Linked DNA regions of Homo sapiens: regions 2, 3, 4, 5, 6 and 7 are each linked to region 1. The links are chromatin contacts, found by Hi-C or POLR2A ChIA-PET in ENCODE. All regions are on one chromosome and are shown on one strand. Each heading gives the region's core, a stretch centred on a gene start or an enhancer-like site at or near the end of the contact. The rest is flanking DNA. Distances are from core to core; before and after follow the strand shown.

Region 1 (3,475 bases), core at 293-2,792:
ACCAAACAGTTATCAGAGGCTGGAGCTGGGATGTATCTTTTTTTTTTTTTTTTTTTTTGAGAAGGAGTCTCGCAATGTTGCCCAGGCTGGAGTGCAGTGGCGCGATTTCGGCCCACTGCAACTTCTGCCTCCCGGGTTCAAATGATTCTCCTGCCTCAGCCTCCCGAGTAGCTGGGAGTACAGGCGTGCGCCACCACGCCTGGCTAATTTTTGTATTTTCAGTAGAGATGAGGTTTCACCATGTTGGCCAGGCTGGTCTCGAACTCCCGACTTCAGGTGATCCACCCGCCTTGGCCTCCCAAAGTGCTGGGATTATAGGCTTGAGCCACCGCGCCCGGCAAAGGAGCTGGGAAATATTTTGACAGAGGGCAAGAACTTGCTAATCTGTGCAAGTGAGGGGTAGTGGTGGAGGCTTTCCACACTCAAGGGGCAGTTTTAGTTCACCCATTCGCAAACGTACTTAAAAATTACCTCTTAGAGTTGTGCTGAATAAATGAAACAGTATATTTAAGTCAGTATTGTGCCTGGGACATGTAAGCTCTTAATTAATGTTATTAATTTCATTTTATTCCTTTAAGTTGGATCACTGGCGAACAACGTGAGAATGTTTTCATGCCTTTGGCTACACATTAAAGCGACCTCTCCAAATGGGTTGTCGCATTTTACATTGCTACCAACAATGTAACAGCCTTCTAGTTGCTTTATGCTCCGATATACGAAAGAGCCCCACCATTTGATTCTGTTTTTCAGTTTCTGACAGCCTCACCTACTTTCTCTTTCAAGTTCATCTGCCACATTTTTACTTATTTTATTTTTTTGAGACGGAGTCTCGCTTTCTCACCCAGGCTGGAGGCTGGGGTGCAGTGGCGTGATCTCGGCTCACTGCGATCTCCGCCTCCCGGGTTCAAGCGATTCTCCTGCCTCAGCTTCCCGAGTAGCTGGGACTACAGGCGCGCGACACCACGCCGGCTAATTTTGTATTTTTAGTAGAGACGGGGGTTTCACCATATTGGCCAGGCTGGTCTCGAACTCCTGACCTCGTGATCCGCCCGCTTCGGGCTCCCAAAGTGCTGGGATTACAGGCGTGAACCACCGCGCCCGGCCCATCTGCCCCATTTTACATCACCACTGCCGTCACAAACAAAGTTCTCGTAAGAACCGCCAAGCGGCGCGTGGGCGGCCGCCCCATCCCACTATAATTGCGGCCTCGCAGCCTGACCCGGGGCGCCAACGCTCAATCCGGTTCTCGCGGGAAGATACACGGTTTTTAAGAAAGAACTTCTAACCCCACTCCACCGCCCAACGGTCACGTGACGCGCCTGCGTCCTCGCCTCAAGGTTTTTTCTGGTCGCATATTGGCTGTTAACTCGGCTACGGGGTGTAGCGAGGTGCATTCCGGAAGTAGGTCCTTTGACTTTTGCTTCCTCTACGGAGGCAAGTAACAACCCGGCGGTCGACGCTTAGCGGAAGTTCGTCAAGTCGCAGTTGCCCCCGCACAGCGGATGTGGGTCGCCTCTTAGGTGACGCTGGGAAGTGCCTGCAGCCTTCGCCGCTGCCTTCTGGTTGAAGCACTATGGAGGGAGAGAGGAAGAACAACAACAAACGGTGGTATTTCACTCGAGAACAGCTGGAAAATAGCCCATCCCGTCGTTTTGGCGTGGACCCAGATAAAGAACTTTCTTATCGCCAGCAGGCGGCCAATCTGCTTCAGGACATGGGGCAGCGTCTTAACGTGTATCCTTGTGGCCTAGGCCTTCGGCCTTGGAGTTGGTCCCGCCATGCTCTGGCGTCCGGGTCTCAGGCTCTGTGGGGGGGACGAAAGTGGGGAAGAAGGTGGGCAGAAGCTGGATGTCTAGTTGGGAGAGCCCACGATGGGGCGGGCTGAAACTCAGTTAGCGCTAGGGAAGCGAGGCAGAGTTGATTTCCCGCTCGCTCACCCGTGCCGCCAGCCTTGCTGGGAATTCGTATCCTTCCCGGCTTTGTGTTTTAACCAGCCCTTCCAACTCTGTCTTCATTGTGTTCTGATCTGCTCTGGTGACGTTAAGATTCTCATTTTCCGCTGTGCCCTAGGGGTCTAGGTCTGGCAGAGGTTTCTCTGTTGACGGCTGCCTCCCAAACCTAGTGTGTAAATTTCGAGAAATTCAGTACCTGAAAGTGTTATAAAGGGTGGACTAGAATTAATGCCTCAGCCTTGGTCCAAAATCCATTCCTCATCTACTAGCTGTTTAAGTGACCTCTCAAATTTTTGGCCGTCTTGTCTATAAAATGGGATAATACCTCTTGTGTTTGATTCTGTGTCCAGCACAGTGCTTTGCATTCAGATGCTCAGTTAGTAGCTACTGTTTTATAGAATTTCAGAGGAAAGATGTTAGTTTACGTTTGTAGGGGATACCCACGAATCTAATGTTTTAAATAGTTTACAAAATACCGGGTCCTTAACTTACTTAGAGTGATGATATGTATTTCATTTTCAAAAATGAGGTAACGGCTGGATGCGGTGGCTCACGCCTGTAATCTCTGCACTTTGGGAGGCCGAGGCGGGTGGATCACCTGAGGTCAGGAGTTCGAGACCAGCCTGGCCAACATGATTAAACCCCTGTCTCTACTAAAAATACAAAAAATTACCCCGGCGTAGTGGCGGGCAGCTGTAATCCCAGCTAGTCAGGAGGCCGACGCAGGAAAATCGCTTGAACCCGGGAGGCGGAGGTTGCAGTTAGCCGAGATGGCGCCACTGCACTCCAGCTTGGGCAACAATAGTGAAACTCCGTCTCAGAAAAAAAAAATTAAAAAAAAAATGAGGTAACCTCTCCCACATATTTTTGTTTGTTAGGAAATACACTTATTTTATGGTGGAGAAAACTAGTATAGTTTTAAATTTCTTTCCACTCTGCGTGTGAAAATTTTCTTGGGTGCAGCTTCTATTTAAATGTGTGGCTGACAGTAATGTGTGTATCTTAAGGGTGTGTTCATCTCAAAATGGGTGTCTGTTTTATCGCCAGTTTGTTTCCTGCTGATGTCCAGGTTTGTTTCCTAAGCATCCTGTCAGTATGGAGTTAAATCTTTTTGTTCGAAATTCTATTTCAGTGCATCCTTAAAATGCTTTCCTTTTTGTATGTGTGTTGTCATTAAGGTTGTCAGCCAGGCGCGGTGGCTCGCGCCTGTAATACCAGCACTTTCGGAGGCCAAGGCAGGTCGATCAGTTGAGGCCAGGAGTTCAAGACCAGCCTGGCCAACATGGTGAAACCATGTCTCTACTAAAAATACAAAAAGTAGCCAGGTCTGTTGGTGGGCGCCTGTAATCTCAGCTACTGGGGAAGCTGAGGCAGGAGAATCGCTTGAATTTGGGAGGTAGAGGTTTCAGTGGGCCAAGATGGTGCCACCGCACTCCAGTGTGGGCGACAGAGTGTGAGCCACCGCGCCTGGCCGCCTTATATAGTTTTTAAAAAAATCTGTCTAGATTCATACATCCTGAGAT
Region 2 (3,475 bases), core at 976-3,475, 940 kb after region 1:
ACAGCCACTGTCAAAGATCAGACCATCAGGGAGATACCAGGACCCTACTCCAGCTGGCTGCTGCCCTAGCGAGCTGCTGCCCTAGCGAGCTGCTGCCCTAGCGCCTCTCTCTGAAGGCAGCTCCACAGCTGGCCTGCCTCATAGGCCAAGGGAAGCCTGTGGGGAGGGAGAGAGGGCAGAGTTGGGTCGGAAGAAAACCCCAGGCAACTCCCTAGAGTATAAGAAAGAAGGCCTTTTCCACAGCCCTCTAGGAGGCAGCTGGAGACTCAGGGAGTGGGCAGCACTGCAAGATTTCAGATCTGGAGGGAAGTCAGATGTCTTTTGGGGACATCTCCTCCCACTCCTAATAGATGAGGAAACTGTGGCCCAGGATAGGGTCAAACGGCCAGGTAGGGTTCACCTCCACTTGTACCAGGCCAGACTCAACACAACCAGCTGAGATCCCAGGCTGGCCCTCCCTGCTCATCCTTCTCTTGCCTTCGGTCTTCGCAATGCAATCATAGGGCTCTGACGCCGCCTTCCAGAGGGGAAAGCAACAGGGCCAATAGGAAACAAAAAAGTGGCAGGGAGAAGTGAACCTTGACAAACATGGAGGGTGGCGGGGTGCAGTGGGGAAAGGAACTAGGGCTCTGTAGATAACGCGCAGAGATGGGCCAGTTGTCCTCAGGATCCCACAGGTGGTGAGGCAGCTGGGCAGGCAGAGAACACCCTAGCCAGGGTGCCCATCCCCCCTTCTTGGTGACCCAGTGCTTTGTTGGCATTGTGTAGGGTGGGGCCCTGTATGCCCCTCTTCTAAGGCATTAACCCCACCTCATGCTGCGACTCTACCCAGGGATGGCACTCAGCACTCCCTGTGGCAGTGAGTAAATTAGTTATTTTTAGTTATTCCATTTAGGGTTCTTTTGGCCGAGGATTTTAGTAATGGAATATAATCATCATATGTAAAAGTATTATACGTATTTTCTTCCCAAAGTCCTTTCCCACACATATTATTTCATGTAGCTGTGTAATCCCGGGTAAGCAATTTATTTAACTTCAGGCCTCAGTTTCCTTATCTGTAAAATGGACATAATCGTAAGGCCTACTTCATGAGACTAATGTAAGGATTAAATGAAATAAGGGAAGCAGGTTGCTTAACATAGTGCCTGACACATAGAAAGCATTTTTTAAAATGTTAGAAAGTAGAGATAATATTTTTCATCTTCATACCAATTCTATGGCGCAGAGAGGTTAAACTGCGAGCCCAAATGTGCACAACAAGGAGCACTGGTCAGCCCAGAGCCCCCATCAGCGCACCGATGCTTCCCCTTCCCTCCCAGAAGCACAGAAAGGGCGGCTGGCCTGCAGGATTTGGCAGAGCTTGGCTGAGGAGCCACAGCAGACGGGTAGCAAAAAGGCACCAACATGGGTGGAAAGAGAATGTCCAGTTTCTATGAGATCCCTAACGCCGTCCTCCCTGTGGGTCTCAGCAGAGGGCTCTGCGGGGGAGCCCTCTGGAAGGAGGGAGATGGGCTTCCCCAGCCACCCCTAGCCCTCTTCCTTTCCCACTTCTTCCCTCTCTGCCCTCACCCAGCACCCAGGGAAGGGGCGCCTGGGGGGCAGGGGATCCCTCAGAACAACCGTGTGTGTGTGCGTGTGTGTGTGTGTGTGTGTTTGGGGATAGGAGGCGACCAGCGCCGCGGGCGCGCGGAGGGGACACTGTCGTGGGGCAACTGGGCGGAGGGCGACAGGCAGTGTGCCGTGACAGATAACCCGGGCGGCGCGGCAGGTCTGTGCAGCCGGCAGTGGCGGGCCGTCGGCACCCCCAGGTGGCGCCCGGGCGGGCATCGGGTCTCAGAGGCACCCAGGAATGCCCAGGAGCCCGGGCCCGCGTGGGGCCTGCCGCCGCCAACCGCTGTTTTCGAGTAAACACTCCACCCGCTCCGCGGGGAAGCGCCGCTCGCGGGGAGCGTCCTGGAGCAGCTGACGGCGCCCGCCCCGCAGCCGCGCACCCGCCCCGCGCCGCCCAGCGTCCCGGGGTACCTGCGAGCCCTCCCATGGCCGCGGTCCCCGGCTGTCGGTAGACCACCGTCCAGACGAGGAAGATGGAGAAGCCGGCCACGGAGCTGATGCCGGAGTAGGCGGCGCGGAGGCCGAGCTGCAGCCTGGACGGGGCCATGGGGCTGCGGCGCCGGGCGGGCCGAGGGCGAGCGCGGCCGAGAGTCACAGGTGCAGGGCCCGAAGCCGCCAGCCGGAGCCGCGGGAGCCGCCAGAGCAGCCGGCGCCCCGCGCTCCGCCCCCGGCCCGCCCCCAGCGCCGCCCGCACAGCGCCCTCCCCGGCCGGAGGCCGCCCGCGCCCGGAACCGCAGACGCCACCGCCGCTTTGCGAAGCTGCCGTGTCGTTTGGGGGAATGCTGCTAAAAAGGCGGATTCCTGGGCCCATCCCCAGACCCGCCGTGTCCGGATTGTTGGACCTTGGAAGGGACCGGAAATATGCCTTTATACGAGCGAACCGCGAGGATTAAAAATCTTTACCTCTGAGTACGATGCGTATTTTCGTTTAAAATTAAAATTAAAATTTCTTGTTAAAAATTAATAGGTAAAACTTAAGAAATATTAGAGTACGCTGTGAATAGAATTCCTTCCGCCCGTCCTTCTATCAACCAGGTTCCCTCCCACCATATCGCAGAGGATTTCTCCACACACTAAAGTCTGGGAACCCCTGCGACCATCACCTTCTGACTGCAAACATTCTATACATTCTATCCTCACGCACAGCTCCCCACAAATCCCTACTTTTTTTTTTTTAAACAGAGTCTCACTCTGTTGCCCGGGCAGGAGTACAGTGGCGCCATCATAGCTCCGCATCCTCCAACACCTGGATTCAAGCAATGCTCTCACCTCAGCCTTCCAAGCAGCCAGGACTACAGGTGTGTGCCACCACGCCTGGCTAGTATTTTTTGTTATTTATTTTTTGTAGAGATAGGGTCTCGCTATATTGCCCAGGCTGGTCCCCAACTCCTGGCCTCAAGCTGTCTTCCCACCTCGGCCTCCCAAAGCGCTGGAATTACAGGCTTGAGCCACTGCAACGGACCTCACCTTTCCTTTTATCAGCACAAGCCTTATCCTCCCAAACCCCTCACCCTGACCCTCGGGATCATACCATTGTAAGGAAGAGACAGATCTGTAGCAGGAGGGCACTGAGCTCCCACGTGAGCCCAGCTTCCGGCCGGGAGCTGGAGGGAAAATCCCAGCACAATAACAAGGGCTCTGCCACAGCACTAAGGATCCACATGGGGAGGCCCATCATATACCTGCACAAAACATAACCAATACCCCTTGCATTAGTTTTTTTTGTGTGTGTGCTGCCGTAACAAATTACCACAAATTTACTGATTTAAAATAACACAAACTTATTATTATTTTACAGTTCTGTAGGTCAGGAATCCAAATAATGGTCTCACTGGGCTAAAATCAAGGGGACATCAGGGTTGCC
Region 3 (3,475 bases), core at 602-3,101, 810 kb after region 1:
TAAATTATAAAGCAGTTTACACATGTGAATTACAAGTACCTCTCCTCCAACAAAGGCTGTGAAAAAAGACTAACTCTCAGTTACTACGGAATACTTAGTACGCATCTTCCACCATCTTTTGATAAGGTTTATTTGCAAGATGTCAGGCCAGTCAAGCACCACAAAAGTGACTTCTGAGTGTTCAACCTCTTTCAGAGGCTCATGGGACTTGCAGAGAATGTCCCAAGGTATTGGTGGTTGGAAATTTCCTCTTATGCTTTTCTTCCCACAAGAATCACCGCTAGCTTTCCCACGATGCTTTGGGCAAGGGGATCCTTCCTATTACTTTCATTACAGGTAGAGAATCCATCCATCAGACTGGCAGGACCTCTAAAGGGGCACTTCATCTGTTTCTCAGAATAAATGGTCCATTCCCAAGTTCAATCAAACGCTATGCCTCTCTTCTGTCTTTTGTTTAAGTCTTCCCAGAAAGTTGCCATGATACCTCCATAATGAACTGTTGCAGTGCTTAACAAACTTCACTGTTGGAAGGTTCTTCCTTCTATTTAATCTCAGTCTATTTCTTTTAACCCTATTATTGAGTTGTGAGGGGCTGGTTATGATGTAGTCCAGCATAGCTGTCTCAGAAATGGTTCAGAGACCATTGCACCAGCAGATTTGCTGGGCTCTAGCACTAGTCCTTCATTGATTAGCTGAGTCATGTTGGGCATATCACTTAAACTTTCTATGCCTCAATTTCCCACCCTTTCACCTTGTCCCTCTGAGCCATGGTTTCCTCCTCTGTAAGAGGCGAATAGCAATATCTTCCCTGGCTAAAGGAGGTCATCGACTGCTGGATGATTTTGTGAGCATTTCTATTCCAGAAGATTATGTTGTAATTACTATTTATTTATACATTCTCCCACTGCACAGTGAGTTCTAAGAAGAGGGAACCCCATCTTTTTCACCTGTCCTCTAGCAGATAGAGCGGTGCCTATCACACAGTCAAGGGAAGCAGAGAATAACTTTAAGCCAAAATTTCCTGTGGTGAGTTTTCCGCAGCCATCCACAATTCCAGGTCTCAGGAGGTAGTCTTTATCTTTTCCCCTCACGCCGATGCCACGGGGCGGGGGGGGAAGGCGGAACTCGGGACCAGGGACCAGGGAAGCTGAGACTCAGCTCCCTTGGGTGAGATTCGCGACAGGCCGGGAACGTGGTCAGCCGCGGTCGCTGCCAAGGTGATATCGGGTGGGAGCAATGACGCAACTCCGGTTTCCACTTCGGCCCCCCGGGATATTTTACCCTAATCTGTGGGATCAGGCTGAGCTTCCTGGCGTTCTGCAGCAGTAACAGGTTGGCGAGCGGAGCCCGGGATTTCCCATTCGTGCGGAGCTAGCCGCCGGTGCCAGTCGGCAGGCGCCCCCCAGCGTCCCGCGGACGACGAAGTCCTGGCCTGGTCAGCCCAGGTGGGGGTGACGCACCTGGCTCAGGCGTCCGCAGCAGGCTGGGTAGAACCACGGCAGGAAGGGTGGGGGGCTGCATCCCCGATTAACACAGGCTGAAGCGGGTATCCGCACCTATAATCATCGACAACTCTGTCCCACAGAGGGCAGAAGCGTGCCTTGCCCTATGGACGACGGTCGATGAAAATTTCACGAGTTAGAGTATCTAAGGCTACAGCGTGGCCTATAGGGTGGTTGATTCCAAGTCAAGATGGTTGCAGCGCCAACGGAGCTCCTGGCAAGAGAGGACTGGACCTGTGGGCGGGGCGGAGGGGCGGGGCGGGGCCGGGGCGGGGCCTGACCGAGAGGCGGGGCCAGGTGCTGGGCTGTCTCTGCTTGTCAAAAGGCGGCAGCGGAGCCGTGTGCGCCGGGAGCGCGGAACAGCTTGTCCACCCGCCGGCCGGACCAGGTGCGAACCCGGGAGCAGCGGGAAAGGGGGTCTCAGGATAGGGACTCGGGGTCGGGGCGTCTGGGATACCGGGGCCTGAGCGCCCGGCTGCGAGCATTAGAGTCTAAGTCTCAGCGGTAAACTTGGCTACTGAGGTCCGGGCTGTCGTGCCATGAGGCTGGGACACTAAGGGGCACTGAGGTTTGAGAAAGCTGAAGTTCGTGCCAGGCTGGCGAGGGGAGCAGCGACATCCTCGGCGCTTAGGAGAAATGCTCCGCTAACACAGTGCTTAGCACTTGGGCAACAAGAAGTATTTGTTTCCTTCTTCTGTCGGGGCGCCTTGGCATGGAGTGGAGGAATAAGAAAAGGAGCGATTGGCTGTCGATGGTGCTCAGAACTGCTGGAGTGGAGGGTGTGTAACCTTATTTATTGTCTTACAGGGCCCAGGTATGGTCACCTGTGATGGTGGAGTTGGGTCTTTTAAGTAATTTTTTTTTTTTTTTTTTTTTTTTTACTTTTCTTTGAACTACCAATGAGTTTAGACCTAATTGGCCCTATTTTTTTTCAGGACAGCCTGTCAATAGATGTTCAGAGGAACTCAGGGGCAAGCATTTAAATGAGGAAGGGGCTCAAGGAGTAGTTTCTGTTTGAAAAGTGAGGTGCCCTGGATCTGTGGGTGGTGGTGAGGAAGATTCAGAAGTATCTAGGAGGGAACAGCCTGTGGTCTCCAGGGCCAGTGTACAACTGCCCCTCCTTCTCTTCACCCAGGGACCAGAGTCTGAGACCTAGCCTGGGCTGGGGGAGCCTTAGGTCTCCAAGCCCAGACCCTTCTCACAGTTCCTCCTCCTTCTCCTCCTCCTCCTCCTCCTCCTCTTGTTCCTCCTCCTCCTCTATGCGTGCGGTGAGTGAGTCAGCCTCCTGTCTGGGCTCAGTTGCAGCCAAAGGGGCCAGAGCCCAGGCAAGCAGTTGGGCAGGCATTTTCTGAGCATTGCAGAAGCTCTCCTGGGCAGAGTTCAGCTCTGCTCCAGCTCCCTGCTGGAAGGTGGTCTTCCTCATGGGCAGGGGCTCAGATACCCAACACAGCAGTGCTTATGGAATGGCTATGAGATGATTCTAGCAGGAGGTGACCGTGAAGGGATAGTGGCTTTATGATAAATCTACATCTCATCTTTCTCCTGGGATAAGGAGGTGCATCCCAGCACTGCAGGCTTTTCCAGCCCTTCCTTCCATTTCTGCCTAGTGGTCTCATTAGCAGCCCATCTCTGCTAGTGAAGGGGGTGAGCAAAAGAAATTAGGAAAGTCTGGGGCCAGAGAAGTCATGGTGTTGGCAAAGAAGGCTTTAACTCAGGCTAGGGAGTGAGGGTGATTTGCTGAGGTAGAAATGGGTTATCTGAACATTGGAGCCTCAATTCTATGGACTAAGAGTGTTGTGTGTTGAGAGACCTGCCGTCCCTTCCCTGTCCAAGTGCTGGAGGGAACTGTGAGTCTTTCTGAAACAGTCTCAGGGCTGGCATGCAGCCAGACCAGAAGGTAGTAAGACTGCACATTTCTCCCTGGCTTTTGTTTTGGGTGCTAGAGATCGTTGAACAGAAGTAGCCCTCCCTGC
Region 4 (3,475 bases), core at 483-2,982, 610 kb after region 1:
TTTTGGAGTGTCAGTTATAATGACAATAAAGATTCCCACAGATGAGCCCAGACTGGTCGAAGTAATTCACATAACAACACAATAATGACAAGCTCATGGGATAAATTTTGTTCCCCCCTCAACTCTCAAGTCCTCCTTATCTGCCTGGCATCTATCACAACAAACCAGGTCAAAATCTTACCTGGAAAATACACGACTCAGTGATCAATATTTTATCAAAGTGAGAATGTGATAAACAAGGTCAGTTGACCCCTAAAATCCGTATTTACACTAGAAAGCCTCACATCCTGTATTTAGACTTCTTGTGAGAGAACCCATTCTCTGTCACTGGAGTATGATCAGGAGACAAGGGTACCTGTTCTCTGAGGAGTCCTGACTAACTGGCGAGACTGAATCACACACATGAAAAATTTCAGATGAAACTCGTCTTTATGCATGGCTGCCTCCTAGAAATAGAGACAGAGTTTAATCCAAACGAACAGAGCTGTGAAATAAGATGTCAGTGACTGACATGGACCAGCTACACTCATGACTACTTGGCCTTAGGACTTGACAATATAATATAAAAGTATCAGCACATGAGGCAATACAAATAATCTACTTTGATGTATTTGACAGGGGAGGAAACCCTGAACTCAGCAAGCTGCTGAGAGTATCAGAAAGGCTGGGGGCCTCCAGAAACTGCCCTTCTTTAAGTCTGAGCTCAGACTGTGCCTGTGGCTGTGATCTGGGTGTAAAGGACCTATTAAGGGGGCATTTCTCTAAGACTTCTACAGGGCCTGGGTCCAGAGGCCTGCCAAGCTGAGGTGCTTGACAAAAAGCCTGAATGAACAAACATATTTCTTCCCATTATGTTCTCTTAGAAAGTATGGCAGATTCCAGGTTAATCAATGTGTCCCAGGAACAACAAAGCCCTTCAAAGGTCACAGGTGATTCCTGGGTCCTTCTCTATCTCTACCCAGAAAAGCAGATCTCTAGTGGGCTCCCAAAAGCTTTCCTCACAGCTCTGCCTGTTTCAAATTCCTCCAGAGTTCTGGAAGGTTCTACATCTTGCCAGAGTCTAGCCTAATCCGTCCTCAAGTTGCTTGTTTGTTTGTTTGTTTGCTTGCTGAATGGTCAATCAAGTATGAGGTGGTGCAGAGTACAGGATTGCAAGTTAAGAAACTTGTTTCCTAGTCCTAGATGGGCCGTGCACTTAAAACCTTTGGGAAATCACTTCACTTCTCTGAACCTGGTAAGACTAAAGTATCTCCAATAACCTCTACAAGCACTAACGTTCTGTGATTCTCAATAAAACACGAGATAGCCTGAGATCGATTTAGATCTCAGGTCCCTATCTGTCGGGGGAAGCCACAGGTTTCCGCAGATTTAGGGCCACCGCGAAAAGCTGCCATGGAAACTGGAACGCAAGCAAGCAAAACTCGCCGGGCGGAACCAGAAGGCGGCGGGTAAGGGAGCAGAGGGAACAGAGAAAAGCATAGGACGAAGGGCTCACTAACAGTATTCCGAGTACGAGAAAGCGAAAAAGCCCAGACTGAAAAGGGTACTGAGAAATTACGACTAGTCTTAAATGCTCCCTTCGCTTCTCGGGCCTCGCCACACCGCGCAGGCGCCCCACTGGTCCTTAACTCTGTTCTTTGACCTCCTGCCCCAGCCCCCTCCTCTTCAGCCACCTAGCGACTCTTCCGGTGCTGTGAAGGCGGTTCCGGTTCGCGGCGGTTCCCGGGTTTTGCGTTCCGCGCCCGGCCGGAAACCCCTTCGCATGGCAGCCGGTTCCGGTTCGGTGAGTGGCGGCGGGAAGCTGGGGGAGGGGTGAGGATGGAGGGAGCCTGGTCCAGGAGACTGTGTCGGACCCGGTCAGCCGGCCCGGGCTGGACTGGGCGGAAGCGGGGAGCACTGTGGGGCCGGCGCCTTTTCCTCTGCCCCGCCCCCTGGGACCACCTCCCCTCCCCCCTGCTGTCCGGTGGCCGCGCTGTGGCCGCCGGTGGCCGTTAGGCTACCTGAGGCCGTTCCTTCTGGTCTCTCTCTCCTGGGCCGCGGAGAGACCGTCTCCCTGCCGTTACAGCAGGCCCCATCCCAGCGCCCAGCCGTACTTGGGGAAAGGCCGGTTGCGATTCCGGGGCTTTCCCGCCAGAGCTGGGTCTTCTCTGGGGAGAGCTGTTTTCACCGGGAAGCTCGGCTTTCTGTGGTACCGGCTTCATCTCCCGCCTTCCTTGAGACCCGAGTGATATTTCTTGACTACTTCTGCGTCTCACGTAAACATTTCTCCAACTCTCCTACTCTGTGGTATCTCCCTGAGATGTGATATCGCTAGTGCCACCATCAGAAAGAAACGTCTGGACCCTCCTGCTCAGGTTATGAAAATCCCCTTAACTGCCACAATTTGCTTACCTGGCTCATCGCCTCCTGGTAATTCCCTTGAACCGTCTCTTTCTTGGTGTACCCTAACGTGATCTCTGGATCTATGCCTCGTTTCTCTTTCCTTGAGCTTGGTGATTTCTGTTTATCGGTGCCTGTGCAGTATTTCCACTATCTTGTTAGCAGTAACTTGCTTCTTTATCACTTTCAAGTCAGCCTTGTTAAAGTCATTTTACTTCATATTTGGTACACTTATTATATTTGGAGTGGTGGTGATTCTTGTAATATTCATATAAAGCCTTTTATCTACTACCAACTATTTGACTGAGGGTCTTTGTTATAATTGGTTATTCTGGATGTATTAGATCTCATCATCTCCTAAATCTTTATTCTTCATAAAAATAATTTGTGTTAAGGACTCATGTTGAAATACAGATTACCCTGACTTTGAAATTACAGTTAAAGCGCAACTTTAAGCATCTCTATAAGCATGATCCCTTAACCTACTTCCAGTTTACACTCTACCACCCTTTATTTTTCCTCTCTAGTCCCTTTTAGGAAGGCTTATTCATTTTTAACTGACTTCAATTAATTATCCCAACTGCAAAGATGGTCTTCATGTCACTCATCTAATGAGTTGTCTAGAGGGAGTGGATGGGTACAAAAACAGGTTCTGCTACTTCTGGCTAAGGGAATGCAGTTGTTGACTTGCATTGCGGCTTTGGAACTCTTGTCCTTTTCTTCCCAACTTCTACATCTTCTATCAGTTGTACCAGCTCTACTGTCTTGCGGTACCTGTTTATGGATCTGGCTTTCCCTACTGGACAGTGAGCTGCTCAGTGGCAGGGACCCTTTCTTAATGCACGTAGTCGGTGCACAGTAAATGAATGTGTATGAAAGAATTTGAACACTTAGGGTTTACGGCGTTAGAGTGTTAAGGTATTTAAGGTGTTAGAGTGATTGGGAGAGATTACATGTAAAAATAGAAGGAAAGAACCTCAAACACATGACGATATAGTACAAACTATTGTACACATAATTGTTTTTCAGAACTTGGAAAAGGGTGATTTCACATGGTTGCTTTCACACCCTTCTTATATCATAAATTGTTCTAACC
Region 5 (3,475 bases), core at 1-2,500, 610 kb before region 1:
AAACTATAGACAGGTAACAGACTCAAGCCAAGGTATATACATGTTATAAAAGAAGTGCTGCAAAGTATTAGGAGAACACAGAGCAACTGATTGTGACATGGGGAACTGGAAAAGGCTTCAGAAGAAGTGATATTTATTATTTATTTATTTATTTATTTTTTAAAGAGATGGGATCTCCCTCTGTCATCCAGGCTGGTCTCCAACTCCTGGCCTCCAGTGATCCTCCTGCTTCAGCCTCCTGAGTAGCTGTGATTACAGGTACAAGCCATGGCACCTGGCGAGATGACATTTTGCTGGAGGAAAGGGAGATCTTCTAAGAGCAAAGAGCTTTCCAGGAGCTGGGACCAGGACTATCACAGTAAGTAGGAGACAGCAGGAGTGAGTGCAAAACCCCAAAACCCCACTTTTACCCTTCCTAGTCCCCTACTCAGCCATGGAGGCCGTGTTACCATGGCTCCAACAGGTACCTGTCTGGGCAGGGGGCCCAGGCCCCACATTTTGACCCCTAGGGCTAGGCCTGAGCTCTTCCAAGGGGTTCCGAGGCTGACTGATCCCCACCAATCTTTGTGATGTCTCTGCCTGGTGCCTGGCTTTCGGCCTGGGGCCTGCTGAATCAACGAGGGGGCGTTGAATATTGAGCGGTGGTTTCTGCACCCATCTCTAGGGGAGGGAGCGGGGACAAAAAGGTGAGGTTTAGTGTTGGGGTGCATTACTGGTGTGACTACTGTCTTCCCCCATTAGGCCCCTCTTACCCTTGGATCTTGGTTCTCCTGGTCCACGGCGCACGATGTAACAGTGGGGAAAGGCGTGCGTTTCTGAGAGCGTACCGGAATCTTGCTAGGGGTAGGAGATACACCCCGGAGGAGGGGATCCTTCGTGGCTTGCCGGGTGGTCATGATGGCTACAATTGAGACGGGGAAGAAGGCAGGCAGAATCTAAGATCAAAGATCAACCAGTTCTCGGGGCACCTGTCCTGCCATCCCTGATACCTCCGCCCTAATCCACGCGCCCACAAGCCCCCGGCGCCTGCAAGACCGCTCTTATGGGTGCTATCTCCAGACACCCCGAGCCTACTCTTTCGCCCTCGGGCCCCAAACTGCCCTCCTCCCTATGAACCCAGCAGCCTTCGTTCCCTTCAAGACCCCCGTGCCTTACCTTACCGAGGCCCCTCAGGGCCTACCCAGCTTCCTCCGCTTTTCTCCTGACCCTCTCGGGTGCTGCTGGAGCTACTTTCTCAGTTTGTAAAATACGCCAAGCTCTTGATTGGCCCGGTCGCGCTCCCGCGGAGGCCCGCGTAGCCAGACTCAGCCGTCCAATCCGCGGGCATCGCAGGAGGGGCCAAAAGAAGGACCAATTGTCGAACCGCTTTCTGGCGAGGAAAAAAACTGACTCGGATCAATCAGCCAATCCGAGAGTGGAGCGCCGCTGGGAGGCGGGGAAAGAGGAAGGATGGGGCCGTTCCGAGGCCGGGGAAGGCGTAGCCACGGGAGCTCTCGCGAGGCCTCAGGACCGGCTAGGGGCCGGCCATTGGCAGGACCGGGCGAGGTCGCGGTACTGAGGGTACAGTTGATCGTTCCGATTGCTGCCAACGGTGTTGAAGGCTGGCCCGAGCCCCCGACCCGGCTTGACCATAGCACGGCGCCAAGCTTTGGGGACGCCATTCCAGATGCCCATAGAAAATATCTGCGTCCGGGCGCGGTGGCAGGCGCCTGTAATCCCAACACTTTGGGACGCCGAGGCGGGAGGATCTCTTGAGCTGAGTTTGAGACCAGCCTGGGCAACATAGCGAGACCACTCCCACCCGTTTCTCTACAAAATAATAAAATAATAATAATAATCCCTGTGCAGTGGTGCGCGCTTGTAGTCCCAGCCGCTCTGGAGGCTGAGGCAGGAGGATCGTGTTGAGCCCAGGAGGTTGAGGCTGTAGTGAGCTGTGGTCGCGCCACTGCACTCCAGCCTGGGCAACAGAGACCCTGTCTTAAAAAAAATAAAGAGGGAAAGAGAGAACATCTGTACGTTGTCTCCGGGATAAGGAACTGCCTTCAAACGGGCGGAGAGGGCTGGAGGGAATCGAACTGAGCCTAACAATATGTGTGCTCCTTGGAGCCTCACAATCCAGTGAGGTGTCTGATGAGGTGTCTTTCATTTTACGGGTAGGTAACAAGACTCATTGTTTTTGAACTCAGTTACCACAGCACCAGAATTGAATGGCTACTCACAGCTGGGGATTTCCTTGCCTCCAGGTTGCCTTTTGCAGATCTAGAGGTCTGGGGAGAGGGGGCTCACCTGCTGGTTATTGGTGGGCAAGGCTGTGAGACTGAGAGATCCTAGAATATCCTGCTTAAGATGGAAGGGGTAACCCCTAACGGGGGACAGGAAATGAACAACACTTAACAGAACTCTGGTGGATTTTCCCCACCAATCACAGAAGTTATTCTTACACAAGCCAGAAACCGAGGAGTTACTCCTTAACTCCTCCCACTCCCTTTACATATCCCATCTCTCATTCACTCTCACTAGTTTTACTATTTATGCATTTTTGGGACAGGGTCTCACTCTGTCGCCCAGGCTGGAGTGCAGTGGTGCGATCTCAGCTCACCGCAGCCTCGGCCTCCTGAGGTGGGAACCTCAGCCTCTCAAGTAGCTGGGACTACAGGTGCCTGCCACCAGCTAATTTTTGTGTTTTTTTGTAGAGACAAGATCTGGCTACGTTGTCTAGCCTGGGGTTACAGGCGTCTTTCCCAGCACTTTGGATGGCCCAGGTGGATCGCTTGAGGCCAGGAGTTCCAGACCAGCCTAGACAGTGTAGCAAGATCCTGTTTCTATAAAAAAAAATTTAAAGATACGTAAGGTATCTTTACTAATTGTATGCATCTTTAAAATTCATCTACTTTCAGGCTGTGCGCGGTGGCTCACGCCTGTAATCCCAGCACTCTGGGAGGCCAAGGCAGGGGGATCACCTGAGGTTGGGAGTTCAAGACCAGGCTGACCAACATGGAGAAAACCGTCTCTACTAAAAACACAAAAATTAGCCGGACTTGGTGGCTCATGCCTGTAATCCCAGCTACTCAGGAGGCTGAGGCAGGAGAATCGCTTGAACCCAGGAGGCGGAGGTTGAGGTGAGCCGAGATCGCACCACTGCAACTCCAACCTGGGCAACAAGAGCGAAACTCCGTCTCAAAAAAAAACCAAACAAACAACAACAAAAAGATCATCTACTTTCGGCTGGGTTTATGACTGTAATCCCAGCACTTTGGGAGGCCGAGGTGGGCGGATCACCTGAGGTCAAGAGTTTGAGACCATCCTGACCAACATTGTGAAACCCCGTCTCTACTGAAAATACAAAAATTAGCTGGGCATGGTGGCTGATGCCTGTAATCCCAGCTACTTGGGAGGTTGAGGCAGGAAAATCACTTGAACCCAGGAGGCAGAGGCTGCAGTGAGCCAAGATTGTGCCACTGCATTCTCCAGCCTG
Region 6 (3,475 bases), core at 391-2,890, 560 kb after region 1:
TGGGCTAGGTTTTCAATGACATGCCAAATGGAAATAAGAAGATATTGATCATGAGTGTGACATAGAGTAGTTTTCTGCATATACTGAGTTGCAGGCCAAGTAAAATAAAAGTGTACTCAGTTTTTCAATAAATAAGTAAAATAACCTGTATTGAGAGCCTATTTTATCACTCCCTGGGAGACTCCGCTCATTCTTACATTTGTAAGATGCTGATGGTTTCCCAGAATTTATATACTTCAGCATTTCCCAACCAAGAAATTTGAGAGATGTGGTCCAGTGTGGTGACTCATGCCTGTAATCCCAGCACTTTGGGAGGCCGAGGAGGGTGGATCACCTGAGGTCAGGAGTTTGAGACCAGCCTGGCCAACATGGTGAAACCCCATCTCTAATAAAAATACAAAAAAAAAATTAGCCAGGTGTGGTGGCAGGTGACTGTAGTCTCAGTTACTCAGGAGGCTGAGGCAGGAGAATCACTTGAACCCGGAAGGCTGAGGTTGCAGCCAGCCGAGATCACGCCATTGCACTCCAGCCTGGGTGAGAAGAGCGAAACTACATCTCAAAAATAAATAATGATGATGATAATAATAATAATAATAATAATAATAATAAAAACATTGCCAACATTTGCAACTTGGAAAAATTCACTTTTTAAAAAAAATCTGTATTTCAGCTTCTTTTGAAAAATGGACGATCTCACCATGGTGCAGTGGCAGGAAGTGGAGGGCATATTCCTACCTGGCAAAATTCCTTTGAGTCTGGAGCTCAAAGGAGGCCCACTCCTCAGACCAGGTCATGAACTTTCAGTTTACCATCCTCTTACTGATGTACATGATCTGTCTGGGCCTGCTTTAAATCTCTAATTGGTTAGATTTGGTTGCTTAGAACAAGCTCTGGGGAGTAGGTGTGGGGCACTCTGGTTAAACAGGCTACCGGGCAGACCACAACTCTTGCAGTCTGCCTAAATGGGCTGCTGCTTCACTCCTTCCATGCACCACCACCATGTGCTGCTGACTTCAAAATGTTTATGCTTTGCACAGAAAGTCTGTCACTCAGAGGTGTCATCATGTTTTTGTGCGGGAAGTTTCATTAACCCTAATAAGAGTTATAAAGGTCATTTATTCCTCTACATTTAGAATACTACACCTCTTGGGTGGTTGAGTTTGTCTTTGATATGGTTTACTTGAAGGAGGGTGGACATGTACAGGAGGGTTCTAAGGAGCATAGATTCGTTCCACCATTATGAATAATGCTGTAAGTATTTTTGTCAAAGACACTTCCTACTAAGAGTTTAGTCTCCTAAGCAACTGAACCATTGTGGATGGACCCCTGCTGGCCTGGTCCACGCAGGTGCAACCATATAGAATCGGCCCAACACTCAGGGTTCCTGAGCTTTTTTATCCCCGCTGCAGGACCAAGACCCGAACCCTGCGGCTGTGGCCGAGAACGCTGCACTGAGCCTGCGCGCAAAGCCTCTGAGTAAAAGGAGAAAGTAACCCCCTAACTAGGCCTCTGGAGGGCGAAAGCTGCTGCACAAGTCTGCGCAGGCGCGCCCCGCTGACGAACACTCATCAGTGCGCAGGCGCCCATCTTAGTTGGTCTTCTAGTCCGGTAAACAGAGGGCCTGCCCCCGACAGCTTCTGCTTCCGGGTCACGCCTTGACAGCGGCTTTCAACCCCCACCTCAGCCCAGCAATTCGGTGAGTGCGGTCCTTGGAGTGGGTCTACAGCCAGGTTTCCTAACCCAGGGTACCACGCCCAATAACGCTTCCTCTACTCCCTGGTCGAAGTGCTCTAGTTCTCGAGGCTGAGACTTATTTCCGGGCCTTAGAAGGCAGATCGAAGAGGGGGTTGGTCCGCGTCTGAGGCCCCCCAGCGCAAATTGCGTGATTCTCTTTCAGTACCGGACCTACCGGGATTGCTGCGATCTGTTTAGAGCCCGTGCAGAAAGTGACACCGCACGTCCTTGCGTTTCGTGCCCTTGCCCCCCGCCCCCTAGCCTCAGCGAGACAGCTGCCGCGGGCCCTCCCGCAGCAGGTGCGGTGGGGATTACGGGCGCTGCAGGCTCGGCCAAGGTTCTCCCGGGGCGGGAGGGGGCGGGGCCGAGGCCTCCCTCGCATCAGAGCTGTTGTGTCTTCTCTTTTCCAGTTTGCTTTTTTTTTTTTTTTTTTTCAGCTTCTCAGTAAGTGCCCTTTGGTGTTTTCTCTGGATCCCGTAGCAAAAGAAAACGAGGGAGACAGGGCTTTCAGCTCTAGCAGAGGAAAGGGCCTTCCAAGGGGATCAAACCTTACACGGGCTGCTGTCTAGTGAGATCGAATTTAGCTTTCCTTGACCATTCCTGAAGTGAATGCTGTCTGCCCTGAAGTTTCATTCCTTTACCGGGAGCTTCCAGGCAGCAGCAGACCACTGACCATACTCTCAGGAGTTCTTAGCCCAGAGCCCAAGAGCGCCCGGGAAATTAGTTCAGGATTTAGTTTCATCCGATTATCATGGCCCAGAAATGGTTAACAAAACGACTTTATTTATTTATTTTAATTTTTGAATTTTTTTGTAGAGACGATTGGGTTTTGGGGTCGTCTCGCCATGTTGCTCAGGCTGGTCTTGAACTTCCAGGTTCAAGAGTTCCTCCTGCCTTGGCCTCCCAAAGTGCTGGGATTACAGGCAACAGAACCACTTTGGTCCAAGCCTCCTGCTTTAGATGCTCTGTCTTCTGCTGCCATTCTTGGAATTACCAACTCAAATGCACTTGTCTTTTTTTTTCCTTGAAACAAAAAAATTATAAGATACAGATACTTGTCTCAGAGCAGTTTAGTGGCTACTGGAGAGATTAAAACACATGCCAAATCTAAACTATCTAGAAAATGTCATAGAGACATATAAACAAGTGTGTCAGCTTATCCGTGCATGATAACGGGAGAAAAATACCTAATTTGAATTATCGATACATATGAATATTTTTACTTGCATTCTTTTAATGGAATTTACATCTACTATAAATGGCTACTGATTCACAAAATAGAAACTATCAGAATTTATAGTATATAATATATAAAGGGATACACAATCACAAAAAGCAAAAATAGGCCGGGCATGGTGGCTCATGTCTGTAATCCCAGCACTCTGGGAGGCCAAAGCAGGTGGATGACCTGAGGTCAGGAGTTTGAGACCAGTTTGGCCAACATGGTGAAACCCTGTCTCTACTAAACATACAAAAATTAGCTGGGCGTGATGGTGCACACCTGTAAATCCCAGCTACTCAGGAGGCTGAGGAACGTGAATTGCTTGAGCCTGGGAGGCTGAGGTTGCAGTGAGCTGAGATCGCACCACTGCACTCCAGCCTAGATGACAGAGTGAGACTCCGCCTCAAAAAAAAAAAAATAAAGCAAAAGACTATATATACATATATATATATATATTTTTTTTTTTTTTGAGATGGAGTCTCACTCTGTCATCTAGGCTGGAGTGCAGTGGCGCGATCT
Region 7 (3,475 bases), core at 268-2,767, 530 kb after region 1:
GAAGGGTAAATTTCCTGTTGCCAGAACAAAATACCCCCAATTCCTTAATTTCCAGGTAAATTGTTAGAGATTATTTGCCATGGTCCTAGGTAAGTCCTTTTTCAGAATAGAAAAAGCAGAATTTTATTTACACAATTCACGGGTTCTCCTGTTGTCTGGGAAGGGGGAAAGGACAGGATAGGGATGGATGGGAGTCCAGAGATGGGCGCTTCCTCTCCCGGAGCCTCACCTTTCCGCAGTTCGCTATAATTCGCTTAGTTGGGCAGAAAGAATTCTCGATGCTCCCAAAGTCCTTCACCCTACAAATCCTTCCTCGAGGGAGTCTCTCTCTGCCTGACCCACAAGAGCAGCTGTCCAAGTGAAGCATGCCGCACCGCGCCGTTCAGTCCCCCTCGCGTCATGCACTCGGAAACCCAAAGACAGCCCGGGAAGGTAGTGCCCCACGGAGTCCCCTCACAGGGAGGCCTCGCCCTCCAGTTGCAGCAGGGTAATGTCGGGCATGTCGAGGGGCTCCACAAGTGGCCCGTCCCCCCCAAGGAGACCAGCACAGGGGCTTTCGGGGCGCTCACAGTGACTGGAGGGTGTGGCGGGGCTGGGCATCTCCTTCTCTTCTTCCTCTTCCTCCTCGTCCTCGGGATCGCGACCCAGCAAGCCGCTGTCCCCGATCCCAGGCGAAGGAGTCTCCGGCTCTTGGGGGTCGCTCTGGAAGCTCCCCTTGCCGCCGACCACGCCCAAGCCGCCCTGGCGGGGCGCAGTGGTCATAATCTGGCACATGGAGACGATGGCTCGCTGGTTGGCGCACACGTCGTCCGAGAGCACCTGGATGTGCGAGGCCTGCTCGTCCAGGGCCCCCCTCATGGCCCTCACGTCCTCAAACAGGGCTTGCAGCTGGGCTTTCAGGTGCTCCATCAGTTCCTTCATGCCGCCGTTGTACTCCCCGGAGATCACGTCCCCCACTGCCGGCACGGTGGACACCTCCAGGGGCGCCGGCATGTCGCCGCCGTCCTTGGTCATGATCTCCAGCAGACCGTCCTCCATTGAGTGGCAGAAGCGGGTGGCGGAGGCTCTGGGTCGCGTCCAGCCCGGCCTCCGGGGTGGGGGAGGGGGTGGAGGGGGAGAGGTCCCGGGAGGGGCTAGCGGGAGCCGAGGGAAGCGGAGGCTCCCGAGACTGGCGGGGAGCCGACGTGAGAGACGAGTCCTGGGCAGAGGGCGCAGGCAGGATCGCGGGAGGCCGAGAAGAGGCTGCGGGACGAGGACCCGGCGAGGGTCCCAGAGCCGGCGTCTCTTGGGATCGCCCCGGGACGAAAGTGCCCTGCCCTGCCTCGCCTCCCGGATCGCGCCCGTGTCAGCGCCGCCCTCTGGGCGCCACAAGCAGAGAGCGCCTGCCGGTTCCGTGGGTCACAGACGCGCTCGCGGAGGGGTCCGCGTCCAGGCTGAGGCCAGCGGCGCGTCGGACTCGGGACTCCCCCAGGCCATTACCGGGCAGCGCCCGCGAGTGTGGCAGCAGCAGCTGGGGTGGGTCTCCCGGGGGTGTCGCGGATGCTCCTCTGTTTCCAAGGCGACGCACGGCACGTAAATGACGTGTGTCTCCATGGTAACCAGGAAGTGGCGAAGAAAAAGGGAGGATGGCTGGAAGCTGCAGTGGGGCTCTGGAGTCTGGACTAGCGGGGTGGGGGGAGGAGAGGGGACGCTACAGTGGCTTCGGCCAAGGCTGGAAAGAGCGTGTGGTCGCAATGTTTAATAGGGAAGTATGAGAGAGCCGTCTGCTGCAGAAACCTCCAAGTCCGGGAGAGATCGTCCCTCCCCTAGCCGGGGTATGAGACCCAGCGAGACTGCCCTGGAAAGATTTTTCCAGCCCGCATTCCTTTCTCAGAGGATGGCGCTAAAGTCGAGTCCTGCCTCCCTGTCCTCCAGCGATGCGCAGGAAAGCGGAGAGGGTAGAGAGGCTGTTGCTAATGATCCCAGAGTTGAGCTGGGGCACGGTGGCGCTCTGGAGCCGGACCCACCGGGCCTGACGGTGCAGAGGCAGGAGGAGGGCGCTACGGAGGTTTCTGCAGTAAATCAGCCCTCTAGCTATAGAAATCACCGGAGCGGGGGAAGGATGGGACTCCCTCCTTTATGAGACCCTACCGCTCCTACGCAGGTCTCTGGGAGTTTGTCCCAGATGGGGAGGCCAAGTGCTTAAGTTTTGAGAATGAAAGCTCCATAAGGGGAGAGATTTTTGTCTCCCCTGCACCCTCCATCACGGAATCCCCAGCTCCTAAAATAGTGCCTGGCACCTAGTATGTAGATGCTTAATATAGTTATTGAATGAATAACAAAAACCACCAAGTCCCACGCTCTCATCCAGAACTCCCCAAGCCAAACGTAGTGGGTTTTAGGAGACCTGAATTCAGTTTCGTTTCTGCCACTTATTCATTCAGCGACCTTGGCCACATCATTTTCCTCATCTGTTAGGGAATTGGACTGGATAATCTATAATACTATTTCTAATTCTGAATAACAGTCTGCATCATCTCACAGGTGAAAAGGTAAACTGTTGACCGTTGTGTGGAGGGTATGGATGGGGGGACTGTGTGTTAGAGTAATTCCCGCTCTCTCTTTCAGTGCCCAAGTTCAGACATACACTGAGTATCCCCAACCTTTGTGACAAGCCCTTTCCCTATTTAAGGGGTGGAGCAGGAAGGGTGGAGGAAGAAGAAAAATTGTCTTTAATATACGTAGATGATTGCAGATTGAGAAGGAATCAGCACCTGGGCAGAGCACAATAATTAATAATGACCCTAGGAAATTAGGGAAGCCAAGTGATCGGAAGCCAAAAATGAAGTTCATAAGAATAAATCTGGGAAAGAGAAACAAACTATATCACTTCAAGATAGAGAAGAACTACGTAAAGGTGAGTGTTTTGTAGACTGGCGGTTCAGTGACAGCAAATGTGTTACCTTTGGGTTTCCCTGGTTATGTGCTTGGTGATGAAGAGTGAGGCTGGCCCAGGGAAAGTTTTGTGACACTAGAGGACTGCTTGACCTATACCAATCTTACTGCTTTTAAAATAGAAACAAGTGGGGACTATCCTAAATGACCAGCAGCAGAATGTTTAAATAAACTAAGGCAAAATTGCTGATACATAAAGTATTATGCAGCCATTAAAAATTTGATTTCCCAAAACAAATATATGAACAAATTTTAAAAACACAGTATTGTATTTTCTGAAACTAATGATTCAATTCTATTTGCTTGCTCATTTCTTCCTTCATTCTACAGATTTCCAGCACTCTCACCTTGCTTAGGACTCCTACCTCTGCTCTGTACCCCACACGTGGTAATAACACCTTAGATTACTCCTGAAACTCTGGCTCAAGAGAGGACAGAAATGCTTTTCCTTGGTTTCCATAAGCACAGCTGAAGTGGGCTGGTGTTTACAAAGAGACTTTATTAAAAACTATAGGAAAACTAGAAATAGAAACAGAACACA

Evidence for each region. A loop is a pair of places that touch in the nucleus more often than their neighbours do. ChIA-PET counts read pairs that join two places held with the same protein, here RNA polymerase II (POLR2A). Pooled maps may share reads with other maps.
Region 2: a map of CD8-positive, alpha-beta T cell shows a loop between it and region 1 (7-fold over the local background). The contact joins the promoter of SLC48A1 here to the promoter of CCNT1 in region 1. A Hi-C loop is called at or near these places in 1 of 168 maps with a recorded cell type or tissue (CD8-positive, alpha-beta T cell) and 1 of 50 pooled maps. POLR2A ChIA-PET finds 5 or more read pairs at or near these places in 1 of 52 experiments (BJ).
Region 3: a map of ascending aorta shows a loop between it and region 1 (8-fold over the local background). The contact joins the promoter of VDR here to the promoter of CCNT1 in region 1. A Hi-C loop is called at or near these places in 1 of 168 maps with a recorded cell type or tissue (ascending aorta), 1 of 37 single-sample maps with no recorded cell type and 7 of 50 pooled maps. POLR2A ChIA-PET finds 5 or more read pairs at or near these places in 1 of 52 experiments (WTC11).
Region 4: a loop to region 1 is called in a map of B cell, with 26 times the contacts of the local background. The contact joins the promoter of SENP1 here to the promoter of CCNT1 in region 1. A Hi-C loop is called at or near these places in 3 of 168 maps with a recorded cell type or tissue (B cell and naive thymus-derived CD4-positive, alpha-beta T cell), 12 of 37 single-sample maps with no recorded cell type and 17 of 50 pooled maps. POLR2A ChIA-PET finds 5 or more read pairs at or near these places in 2 of 52 experiments (WTC11 and naive thymus-derived CD4-positive, alpha-beta T cell).
Region 5: a loop to region 1 is called in a pooled map, with 14 times the contacts of the local background. The contact joins the promoter of TROAP here to the promoter of CCNT1 in region 1. A Hi-C loop is called at or near these places in 9 of 50 pooled maps. POLR2A ChIA-PET finds 5 or more read pairs at or near these places in 2 of 52 experiments (Panc1 and activated CD4-positive, alpha-beta T cell).
Region 6: a loop to region 1 is called in a map of CD8-positive, alpha-beta T cell, with 12 times the contacts of the local background. The contact joins the promoter of ASB8 here to the promoter of CCNT1 in region 1. A Hi-C loop is called at or near these places in 3 of 168 maps with a recorded cell type or tissue (CD8-positive, alpha-beta T cell and naive thymus-derived CD4-positive, alpha-beta T cell), 6 of 37 single-sample maps with no recorded cell type and 16 of 50 pooled maps. POLR2A ChIA-PET finds 5 or more read pairs at or near these places in 1 of 52 experiments (activated CD4-positive, alpha-beta T cell).
Region 7: a pooled map shows a loop between it and region 1 (13-fold over the local background). The contact joins the promoter of CCDC184 here to the promoter of CCNT1 in region 1. A Hi-C loop is called at or near these places in 4 of 168 maps with a recorded cell type or tissue (CD8-positive, alpha-beta T cell, gastrocnemius medialis and naive thymus-derived CD4-positive, alpha-beta T cell), 9 of 37 single-sample maps with no recorded cell type and 17 of 50 pooled maps. POLR2A ChIA-PET finds 5 or more read pairs at or near these places in 2 of 52 experiments (activated B cell and naive thymus-derived CD4-positive, alpha-beta T cell).

What each region holds. Positions count from the first base shown.
Region 1 is chr12:48,714,774-48,718,248 of GRCh38, reverse strand. It overlaps CCNT1 (cyclin T1), which reads left to right and starts at 1,542. Exons shown (of 9, transcript NM_001240.4): 1 at 1,542-1,734. The coding sequence starts at 1,574. RefSeq lists enhancers at 788-1,027, 427-1,427, 1,498-1,777.
Region 2 is chr12:47,771,988-47,775,462 of GRCh38, reverse strand. SLC48A1 (solute carrier family 48 member 1) reads right to left here and starts at 2,225. Exons shown (of 3, transcript NM_017842.3): 1 at 2,023-2,225. The coding sequence starts at 2,158. RefSeq lists enhancers at 993-1,497, 1,498-2,004 and a silencer at 1,750-2,359.
Region 3 is chr12:47,903,370-47,906,844 of GRCh38, reverse strand. VDR (vitamin D receptor) reads left to right here and starts at 1,851. Exons shown (of 10, transcript NM_000376.3): 1 at 1,851-1,890. RefSeq lists a silencer at 1,729-1,858 and an enhancer at 3,242-3,441.
Region 4 is chr12:48,104,336-48,107,810 of GRCh38, reverse strand. SENP1 (SUMO specific peptidase 1) reads left to right here and starts at 1,732. Exons shown (of 18, transcript NM_001267594.2): 1 at 1,732-1,783. It also overlaps a transcript of PFKM not described here. RefSeq lists enhancers at 986-1,859, 2,145-2,354, 1,860-2,735 and a silencer at 1,865-2,004.
Region 5 is chr12:49,321,030-49,324,504 of GRCh38, reverse strand. It overlaps TROAP (trophinin associated protein), which reads right to left and starts at 1,250. Exons shown (of 15, transcript NM_005480.4): 1 at 1,156-1,250; 2 at 753-901; 3 at 468-660. The coding sequence starts at 896. TROAP-AS1 (TROAP and PRPH antisense RNA 1) reads left to right here. Exons shown (of 8, transcript NR_120449.1): 1 at 1-13; 2 at 166-358. RefSeq lists enhancers at 1,027-1,176, 2,318-2,537.
Region 6 is chr12:48,155,680-48,159,154 of GRCh38, reverse strand. It overlaps ASB8 (ankyrin repeat and SOCS box containing 8), which reads left to right and starts at 1,640. Exons shown (of 4, transcript NM_024095.5): 1 at 1,640-1,696. RefSeq lists enhancers at 1,460-1,679, 1,710-1,759, 1,780-1,829, 1,334-1,856.
Region 7 is chr12:48,181,686-48,185,160 of GRCh38, reverse strand. It overlaps CCDC184 (coiled-coil domain containing 184), which reads right to left and starts at 1,517. Exons shown (of 1, transcript NM_001013635.4): 1 at 1-1,517. The coding sequence starts at 1,038. The coding sequence ends at 454.